Regions from separate parts of the Homo sapiens genome. Here region 1 is linked to region 2. The links are chromatin loops, found by intact Hi-C in ENCODE. Cell type or tissue: IMR-90. All regions are shown on one strand.

What was found. A loop is a pair of places that touch in the nucleus more often than their neighbours do. Peaks named below come from ENCODE experiments on the same cell type or tissue, not always from the same donor. Only the 100,000 strongest peaks of a DNase experiment are listed, where the experiment ranks them.
Region 1: a loop joins it to region 2, with 2.1 times the contacts of the local background. A loop is called at or near these places in 14 of 110 quality-filtered maps.

The regions. Positions count from the first base shown.
Region 1 is chrX:30,657,530-30,662,529 of GRCh38, forward strand. All of the region lies in intron 1 of GK (glycerol kinase), which reads left to right. Among named protein-coding and RNA genes, the nearest start is that of GK, 6.6 kb to the left of the region's middle. In IMR-90, no CTCF peak of the experiment used is centred here; DNase peaks (open chromatin) are centred at 522 and 1,982; H3K27ac peaks cover 1,841 bases.
Region 2 is chrX:30,568,293-30,573,292 of GRCh38, forward strand. All of the region lies in intron 2 of TASL (TLR adaptor interacting with endolysosomal SLC15A4), which reads right to left. Among named protein-coding and RNA genes, the nearest start is that of TASL, 7.0 kb to the right of the region's middle. In IMR-90, a CTCF peak has its summit at 2,414 (motif pointing right); a DNase peak (open chromatin) is centred at 29.

The DNA of each region.
Region 1 (5,000 bases), 89 kb after region 2:
ATTTTTTAAAAGACTTGTAATGTGTTGTGGCTTGAAATGTGTCAGGTACTATGTTGAAGACTTTTCCAGCATTATCTCATTTAATCCTCATAACTCTGTGATGTAGATCGTATTAGTAAGCTTCTTTACACAGGTGATTAGACTGTGGCTGAGGATTGTGCCCAAGGTCACAGAGTAACTGGTGGAGCTAGGATTCAAGTCCAGGTCTGTTATACTCTGAAACCAGTCCTCCTGACTACTGCCTTGGGTTCCCCAGCTGTGTAGAGTACTGTGAAGGGGAAATGAGAGAAGGGGGAGGCCACCTTCTCACCTATTAATCAAGTGTCAGTTCTGATTATCATCACGAATGAATCTTCACCAAGAAAAACATACTTATAAATTGGTTTTGCAATCTATAAAAAATATTGCCTTTGAATGAGTACTGTGGGTTATGATCATCTTGTGACTCAAATTCAGTGGGTCCTAGGCAGGGCTCAGGTGTGTCACTGTGGATAATGGTTGCATCATCATTTTGTTTCAACCGACAATACATATAAAGAATGACTAGAATTGTAGCTCAGTGCTTGTTTTGGCAGGAAGCATTCCCTTGGCCCCAGCTGTCCCATCATACTTAGAGATCTCATAAGGCTTACAGATGGATTTCCTCTTTCCTTCATTTATGTATTCAACACATTTATTAAGCACCCATTATGGGCCAGGGACTAATGAACAATAAATTTTGGTAAAACTGATTTGGCTCACAGTTGGAATGAGGCCACTCTTGTGATAAGTAGAGTTGTGATTCTTTTTGTTTTTTTTTTTTCTGAGACGGAGTCTCACTGTGTTACCCAAGCTGGAGTGCAGTGGCACGATCTCAGCTCACTGCACCCTCCGCCTCCCAGGTTCAAGCAATTCTCCTGCCTCAGCCTACTGAGTAGCTAGGATTACAGGTGTGCGCCACCATGCCCAGCTAATTTTTTTGTATTTTTAGTAGAGACGGGGTTTCACCATGTTGGCCAGGCTGGTCTTGAAATCCTGACCTCATGATCCGCCTGCCTTGGCCTCCCAAAGTGCTGGGATTACAGGCGTGAGCCACCACGCCCGGCCAAGTTGTGGTTCTTTTGTTGTTTCTTTCTTTCTCCACTACATTTGCTTGTTTCCTTGCCCATCACATTACACAAGTACCAGGAACACATTCTCAACAGAGAGCTGCCACCCACTCTTGTCTTGTCTGTCACAAGACTAAGTGGTAAGAGCTTTCAATTTTGAGCTTCTTGAGGGATAGAACCATGTCCTTTTTCTTCCCCAAAGCCTGACACAGCATCTGGCATGTGGTAGACACATGTTACATGAACCAACATTAGCAGCAAGGGACCTGCAAGGACTCAAGTGTGTTGACTGGAACACTTGGATTAGAATAGACCGATAAAACTTGAGGCATCTTGGAAAAAGTCAAAATCAGAAACTATAGCTCTATTTGATGTATGTATATGCCATTTACTACAATTTCTTTCTTTCTTTCTTTCTTTTCCTTTTTGAGACAGAGTTTCACTCTTCTTGTTGCCCAGGCTGGAGTGCAATGGCGTGATCTCAGCTCACGGCAACCTCCGCCTCCTGGGTTCAAGCGATTCCCCTGCCTAGCCTCCCCGAGTAGCTGGGATTACAGGAATGTGCCACCACATCTGGCTAATTTTTTGTATTTTTAGTAGAGATGGGGTTTCTCCATGTTGGTCAGGCTGGTCTCAAACTCCCTACCTCAGGTGATCTACCCGCCTCGGCCTCCCAAAGTGCTGGGATTACAGGCGTGAGCCACCGTGCTCGGCCAATTTCATTTTTAAGAAAAACATAATTTCATTTGCTATGTTTTCTTTACTTCTGTGGCTTGTTGGAAGATGCCTTTTCTAGTCAAATTTGGCATGGAACATATTTGTGGCTAATATTTTTATTTTCAGTCACTCACATTTACGTAGTATCATGGTGTTCTCAAGAGGAAGTTTACATTTCTGAATAATGTCTTATCACATGGTAAAGTTTAGTGTGTCATAAAAGAGTAGACTAGTGGGGAAATCACATGGGGAGGGAAATGAATGTGCACATTTATGATAGGACAGATGAATTAGTCATAGGATGAGTGAGGCAAGCCTACAGGACAGTTACTTAGTAAAGAGAGCATTTCAGCTCCCCAGAAGTCTCATTCTTATAAGGCAGAGAATACATGTGTTGTTTCAGAAGCTAATTTTTAAATATTTTTTGTTTTTGAGACGGAGTCTTGCTCTGTTGCCCAGGTTGGAGTGCAGTGGTGTGATCTCAGCTTACTGCAACCTCCACCTCCTGAGTTCAAGTGATTCTCCCACCTCAGCCTCCCCAGTAGCTGGGATTATAGGTGTGCACCACCACACCCAGCTAATTTTTGTATTTTTAGTGGAGATGGGGTTTTACCATGTTGGCCAGGCTGGTCTTGAACTCCTGACCTCAGGTGATCCACCCACCTCGGCCTTCCAAAGTGCTGGGATTACAGGCGTGAGCCACCGGGCCTGGCCAAACACTTTTTTATAAAAACAATTTTCCTTGTTTTTTCAGTTTTTAATTACTCTCCTCCTCCAAATCTGGAATTGAGTCATAGTTTGCGCATAGAGCTGAATATAGACCTGGTGACTTCCAACTGTAATACTATCACTTATAGGTAATAGTAATAATAATAATAATAATAATAACATAGCAGTAGTAGCAGCAGTGACAGTAGTGGTTACATCTTTTGGGTATATACTGTGTCTGCACGGAGCTAAATTCTCATTCTATGTTCACTTTCCTTGTTTCTTCCTTTTTAAATTGCCCTTCACCCAAAACAAAATCTGGAATTGAGACATGATTTGGGTTTAGAGATGAATATAGGACTGGCTTCCTATATTCATTATTCAGAATGAGTGATTTCTAATCCTTATTCTGTCATCTATTAGTGGTGGTGGGAGTAGTAATTGTAATAAAAGTAATTATAAAATTAGTAGCAGTAGTAGCAACAATGATAGTGTTGACACCTTTTGGATGTATACTCTGTGCCTATTCTATGCTAAATACTCTTCATAAATTACTTTATTATCCTTTTACAAATGAAAAACATAGAGGCTCAGAAAAAAGTGTCAAATAGCTGATGTGGGCAGGGCTGGAGCTCGATGTGCCCCAGCTCTCTGTGCTTCCGGGGTCTGTGTGTGCTCTTTGCCTCTACATCACACCAAGCATGACGTTGTCAACTACCTTTCTGGCCCACACAAAAGTCTGAGAACAGATTTTTTTTTTTTCTTTCTTCTTTTTTTTTTTTTTTTTCCGAGACGGAGTCTCGCTCTGTTACCAGGCTGGAGTGCAGTGGCGTGATCTCGGCTCACTGCACCCTCCGCCTCCTGGGTTCAATCGATTCTCCTGCCTCAGCCTCCTGAGTAGCTGGGATTACAGGTGCGTGCCACCATGCCTGGCAAATTTTTTGTGTTTTTAGTAGGGACGGGGTTTCACTAGGTTGGTCAGGATGGTCTTGATCTCTTGACCTCGTGATCCGCCCACCTCGGCCTCCCAAAGTGCTGGGATTATAGGCATGAGCCACAGTGCCCAGCCTGGATCTTTTTCTTTAAGCTTATGACCTAAAATAGAAGCAACTGATGACTGGATATCTCCACTTCTGTGCCCAAGCAACATCTCAAACACACATTATCTAAAACAAAATTTGCAATCTCCTATGCGTTCCTGTCCGGAAGCTACTGCTCCTACCCTATCCCTTGTCTGGTAAACACTGCCTACTCAGTTGCACTGACCTGTAACTTGTCATCCCTGGGTGTTGCTCTTTTTCCTGCTTGTACCTCCTGAATTAAGAATCTCTCTGCACTTGCACTTCACTTCTGTCAATCCCATCGCAGCGGCCCTCCTAGTGGAGGCCTCTGTATGTTTCACCTGGACTGCAGACACATTGCAACTGCTCTTCCTGTCCCAGTCTTGCCTCCCTCTAATCCTTTCTCATCAACAAGTACTGTGCACCCTCGCCCACCTGAACACCCTGCAGTCCTATGCCCACTGTCCCGCATGGACTCCCTTCTGTTCAACCTGAAGTCTTAGTTTAGAAGTTACCACTTCTGAGAGCCCTTCTCAGACCCTCATAATTCTGGGTTACATGTCCTTTCTCCTCTTCATAGCCCTGACAGCCCTATGTGAGGCAGAAGTTGCAGTGAGCTGAGATTGTGCCACTGCACTCCAGCCTGGGTGGCAGAGCCAGACCCTGTCTCAGACAAACACCCCAGCAAAAAACCAAATGACCAGGCTAGACATTGTATAAAGCAAGTGATACAGCCACTGCTATCTTTAATTGACAATGATTTCTGAAATGTACTTGAAAAAATCAGACTAGCATTCTTGCCTCTGGGTACTGTGTTTTAATGTGGAGTTAATTATCCTCTACCATAGAGTCTTGTGGAAACATCATTAGCCTTCTTTGTACATTTGGCCATCTGCAGACAAATCAATGGCCAGAAGGCTTCATGTGAACCTAGATATATGAGGAAAAAAGTACTCTAGAACTTCATGTCCAGTACAATAGCCACTGGCCACATGTGGCTACTGATTACTTTAAATATGGCTAGTCTGAATTGAGTAGACTGTAAGTGTAAAATATATACCAAAGACTTAGTAAAAACAAATCATTAATATTTTATATCTATCACATGTCAAAACAATAGTTTATAGATATATTGGCTTAAATGTGTTATTAAAATTAATTTCATATGTTTCTTTTTATTTTTTAATGACACAATTTAAAATTAGTATGTGGCTTGCGTTTTTGGTTTGGGTTATATTTCTATTGGACAGGCTACATACACTAAGGTGGTGTCAGTCTCCTAAGTTTCAGAGCTTTGATGAAGTAGGGAGGTCTAGGCTCCATCCTGGTACATCCAAATGTTGTTTGATTGGATGGCTTCATGGTCTAATACAGCAAATAGAATTTACCAAAATCCTTCTGTTTTCTGTGTCTCTTCCAAAGATCC
Region 2 (5,000 bases):
CTGTACAGCTGTTTGTGGTTAAAGATATTGCATATTCTAAGGGTGAAGAAGAGAGAGAGATGACTGTGTGACAGGTTAACCTTTATTTGGCCCTACAGACAGAAAGGATTCCAATGGCAGTGAAAAGAGGGAAAACATTGCAGACAGAGGAGAGAAGGGCAATAAAAGTGAAGAGGTTTGTGTTGTCAATTTCATGTGGGTCAGTAACAGACACCAATGTAGGTGGGGCGCAAGCATTGTTTGTCAGTGTCATGCTCACCTAAGAGCCTTTCTTGAAATGTCCCAGTTTGCCGAATCCCCCCTTTAGGACCCCTTATCCCCATTCAGACACACTCCAAGTCTCCCACTATTTATCTTATTTTTCTTCATATTAAACAATCAACCCTAACAGAGTCTTCTTTCATTGTATGCAGATGAGTTTTATAAGTACTCCTGATAATCTCCACACTCCTTCATAACAATGAAGGAAAAGGGCCTAGAATTTTATTTTGAGTACAGTAATGGGCCCCTTTTCCTATTGGTTGTCAACTGAGAGGTTTGCTGGTATCTTAATTCTGGCAGAATAAGAACCCTATCATTCTGATGTGTAGGACCCAAGACAGACCAGTAAAGTGGTGGGTCTGATGACGGAAAAACAGAAAGTGCATCCTAGTGTCTAGGGATAGACACGTCCCCAGCAAAAAAAAAAAAAAAAGGAAAAAAGATTTCTGAGAGGGAGGAGTGGGAGATAAGGTCAGGTCAGGGAGGTAAGTTGGGACATCCAAGACTGAGTACATTTGATTCATCCTGTAGGCACTGCAACGTTCTGGCAGGTAAGGAAGCTGATTCACCACATGATATAATATGGCAATAAAGTGCAAAATTAATTTCAGCAGAGTGAGATTGGTATTAAGGACCCAAGTTAGGAGGCTGTTGGATTCATCCCAGCCTGAGATGACTGGGACAGGAACCAGGAGGGAGGTAGGAGAAAAGAAAGAGAAGGAATGCATTTGAGAGACCAAGACCCCCAGACATGGAAGTGAAGGAGAGAGAGGAGCCAAAAGTAACTCTGAGTGTGGGTATGTAGGGGAAATGGCACCATCATTGACCAAAATGGGAAGATCAGGAGGAGCTGTGGAGGAAGCAATGGGTTTAGCTTAGCTCTTCTTGAGCCTGACAAGAGATAGACTGTCTGGGTGCAAGTGTGTAATTGTCCATTGGAAATTCAGGTAGGCAGCTCATTAGAGAAGCTACTTAAAGTCCACAGTGAAGTCACCTTCCACTTGCAGGCAGTAGGAATTTATATTGGGGGCTTGAGGAGCTTTCTAGGTTTGTAACTTCTTCTATGGGGAGCCTACCTGGAACAGTACAAGGAGGAAGGAGCAGCAGCAAGGGCTTTGTAAAGACTACAAGAGCTTTGGATGCATTGAACAAGTCACATTTTAAAAATCTATATTCGGGCCGGGCACGGTGGCTCACACCTATAATCCCAGCACTTTGGGAGGCCGAGGTGGATGGATCACAAGGTCAGGAGTTCGAGACCATCCTGGCCAACATGGTGAAACCCCGTCTCTACTAAAAATACAAAAATTAGCTGGGGGTAGTGGCGTGTGCCTATAATCCCAGCTGCTCGGGAGGCTGAGGCAGGAGAATCACTTGAACCCAGGAGGTGGAGATTGGAGATTGCAGTGAGCCCAGATAGCGCCACTGCACTCCAGCCTGGCGACAGAGCAAGACTCTGTCTAAAAAGAAAAAAAAAAATCTATATTTGAAGGCAAAATTTAATTTCATACTCATTCAGGCAATATACATATGTGGTGTATATATATAAATATATGTATGTTACCTAGAACATCTCATCTACAAACGTCTTCCAGTGTCTTTTCCTTCACACTTAACAAATCATGGAGAATTGTATATATTTTATAAAATATATATGTGTGTGTACATAAATACTCTCTCTCTCACACACACACACACACACACACATATATATGAAGAGAAAGAGAGAGAGCACGCACTAGTATTTAAGAGACCAGAGTTCTCTGATCTTGTCACTAGCAGTGGTTTTAGTTTAGTTGTTGCCAGATCTATAAAATAGCTAACATAGTACTAGCTACAACCCAGATAATATTCTAAGTGCTTTTTATGTACTAAATTAATTGATCATCACAAAAAAACTCTAATATTTAGGTACTATTATTATGCTCATTTTACAGATGACAAAATTGAGTAGTGTCCAAAATCACCAGCAGTCAGGAAACAGAGCCCAAGTTCATGTTCTTAACCTCTCAGACACTCAACTTATCATCTGTAAATTGAGAATGTGGGATTAAATTATGTCTAGAGTACCATCAAACTTTAATTTTGAATGAGATTATGAAGAATAAAGTGAGCATTAATCAGAATCAAAATTAATTTCTGAAAATTAGCAGCAGAGGGCAGCAGAGAGCACACTAAGGAGGCTTTTAAAAGACCTTTCTAAAGCTATGCAGAGTAATAATACATAAAATTTATAAACAAAAATACATATATTAACACATTTAATCTTCATAATTAATTTCCTAGTTTAGGCCCTTTGCTTCAATTCATCTTCCACTTTAATGCACTTAAAAGGGCCCATTCAAGGCCGGGTGCAGTGGTTCACACCTATAATCCCAGCACTTTGGGAGGCCGAGGTGGGTGGATCACCTGAGGTCGGGAGTTCGAGACCAGCCTGACCAACATGGAGAAACCCCATTTCTACTAAAAATACAAAATTAGTCTGGCGTGGTGGCACATGCCTGTAATCCCAGCTACTCGGGAGGCTGAGGCAGGAGAATCGCTTGAACCCGGGAGGTGGAGGTTGTGGTGAGCTGAGATTGCGCCACTGCATTCCAGCCTGAACAACAAGAGCAAAATTTAGTCTCAGAAAAAGAAAGAAAGAAGGAAAGAAAGAAGGAAAGAAGGAAAGAAGGAAGGAAGGAAGGAAAAAGAGAAAGAAAGAGAAAGAAAGAAAGAAAGAAAGAAAGAAAGAAAGAAAGAAAGAAAGAAAGAAAGAAAGAAAGAAAGAAAGAAACCCATTTGGCCAGGCGTGGTGGCTCACGCCTGTAATCTCAACACTTTGGGAGGCCAAGGCAGGTGGATCACCTCAGGTCAGGAGTTTGAGACCAGCCTGGCCAACATGACAAAACCCCATCTTTACTAAAAATACAAAAAATTAGCAGGGCGTGGTGGTGCATGCCTGTAATCCCAGCTACTCAGGAGGCTGAGGCAGGAGAATCGCTTGAATGGGGTGGGGTCATGGGCAGAGGTTGCAGTGAGCTGAGATCGGGCCACTGCCCTTCAGCCGGGGCGATAGAACGAGACTCCATCTCAAAAAAAAGGGGGGGGGGGCATTACTGCACCCTTTAATGCACCACTAGAATAAAGACAGCATTGCACATCACAATATCCTCAAATTTTAGAGTAGAGACATCAAGAAAAGTTAATTGGGTTTATTTTGACTGATTTTTGCATTTTTCTTAATAATTTTCCATTATTTTTGAAATTCTAATAAGATATCACTGGGTCTCTTCAAGGGTATATAAAAGGTACACTTCAAACAGATGTTAACATATTTGTTAGACTTGATTTCATCTGAGACATCAAAATTTAACCCAATGGATTACTTTAATTGTTCAATGATATTTTGTCACTTGAATTCTTGTTTCTCATCTTAGAGAAGCTATATATATATAAAGCTATATATATGTAAAGCTATATATATTACATATAAAATATACATATATAAAATGTATAAAATTCTCCCTGATTGGTTAGGCGTGAAGGAAAAGACACCTGAGAATATTTGCAGAGGAGATGTTATAGGCAATTTTAGCCCACATTAATCATTAACAGATAGGGGAATGCCAAAATTAACCTTATGTGCAAATTCACAACTTAGAAATATGTGCTAAAGTGCAGTGCCTTGTTAAATCATTTACTTGCTTTTCAGAAGAAACTGCAATGTAAGTTCTCTTTCTAGATGAGCATTTAGTTTTTCAGAAAGCTGTTGTTATCACTTCTTCACATAGACACATTTTTGATTGATTTTTTAAAATTGACAGATAAAATTGTATGAATTTCTCATGTATAATATGGTATTTTGAAGTGTGTATATTGTGAAATGGCAACATCTATCTAATTAACATATATATTAGCTCACAGTTATTATTTTTGTGGTGAGAATACTTATATTCAGTTTCTTATCATTTCTCAAGAATATGATAGATCATCAACTGTAGTCACCATGCTGTACAAGAGATCCTTTGAACTTATTCCTTCTATATAACTGTAATTTTGTATCCTTTGAGCATGCTGATCAAAGGACACACTTTTAATTTACATCTAAACAACACAAGCGTGGAGTCAAAGAGAAAACCTAAGGAAAGAAGAACTTTATAAGGGGGAACGTTTAAAACACCTAAGTTAGGGATCAGCAAACTTTTTTTATACAAGGCCAGAGAGTTAATATTTTAGACTTTGCAAATCATACAAACTCTGTTGCAGCCCTGCTGGCCTAGCAGGAAAGTAACCATAGACAATATGTAAACAAATGATTGTGTCTGGGCTCCTACTAAAGTTTACAAAAACAAGCAGGGGGCCAATTTGGTCCTGGGCTGTGGCTTACCTACCCTTGACCTAAGTCAAAAAGCAGACGCAATAAATGGGATACGCATCATAATAATGACAGCTGTATGCCGAGTGCTTTCCAGGCATAGCCCTTAACCTTCCAACAACACTGCAGATTAGATATTATCATAATCTAGATATGATCATATCCTTTTAAAAATCTTTTAATTTTTTTCTCTTTATCATTATCTAGATTTTCCAAATGAGAAAACTGAGTTTCAGGTATGATAAATACCCCTTCCAAGGCCACACAGCTACTAAGTACTATAGGCAAGATTCAAGCCCAAGTTTACAAACTCCAAAGTGTGTGTTCTGTTCTTAGAACATATCACACTATTGTACAGTTAAGAGCAGTTAGTATCACGCAG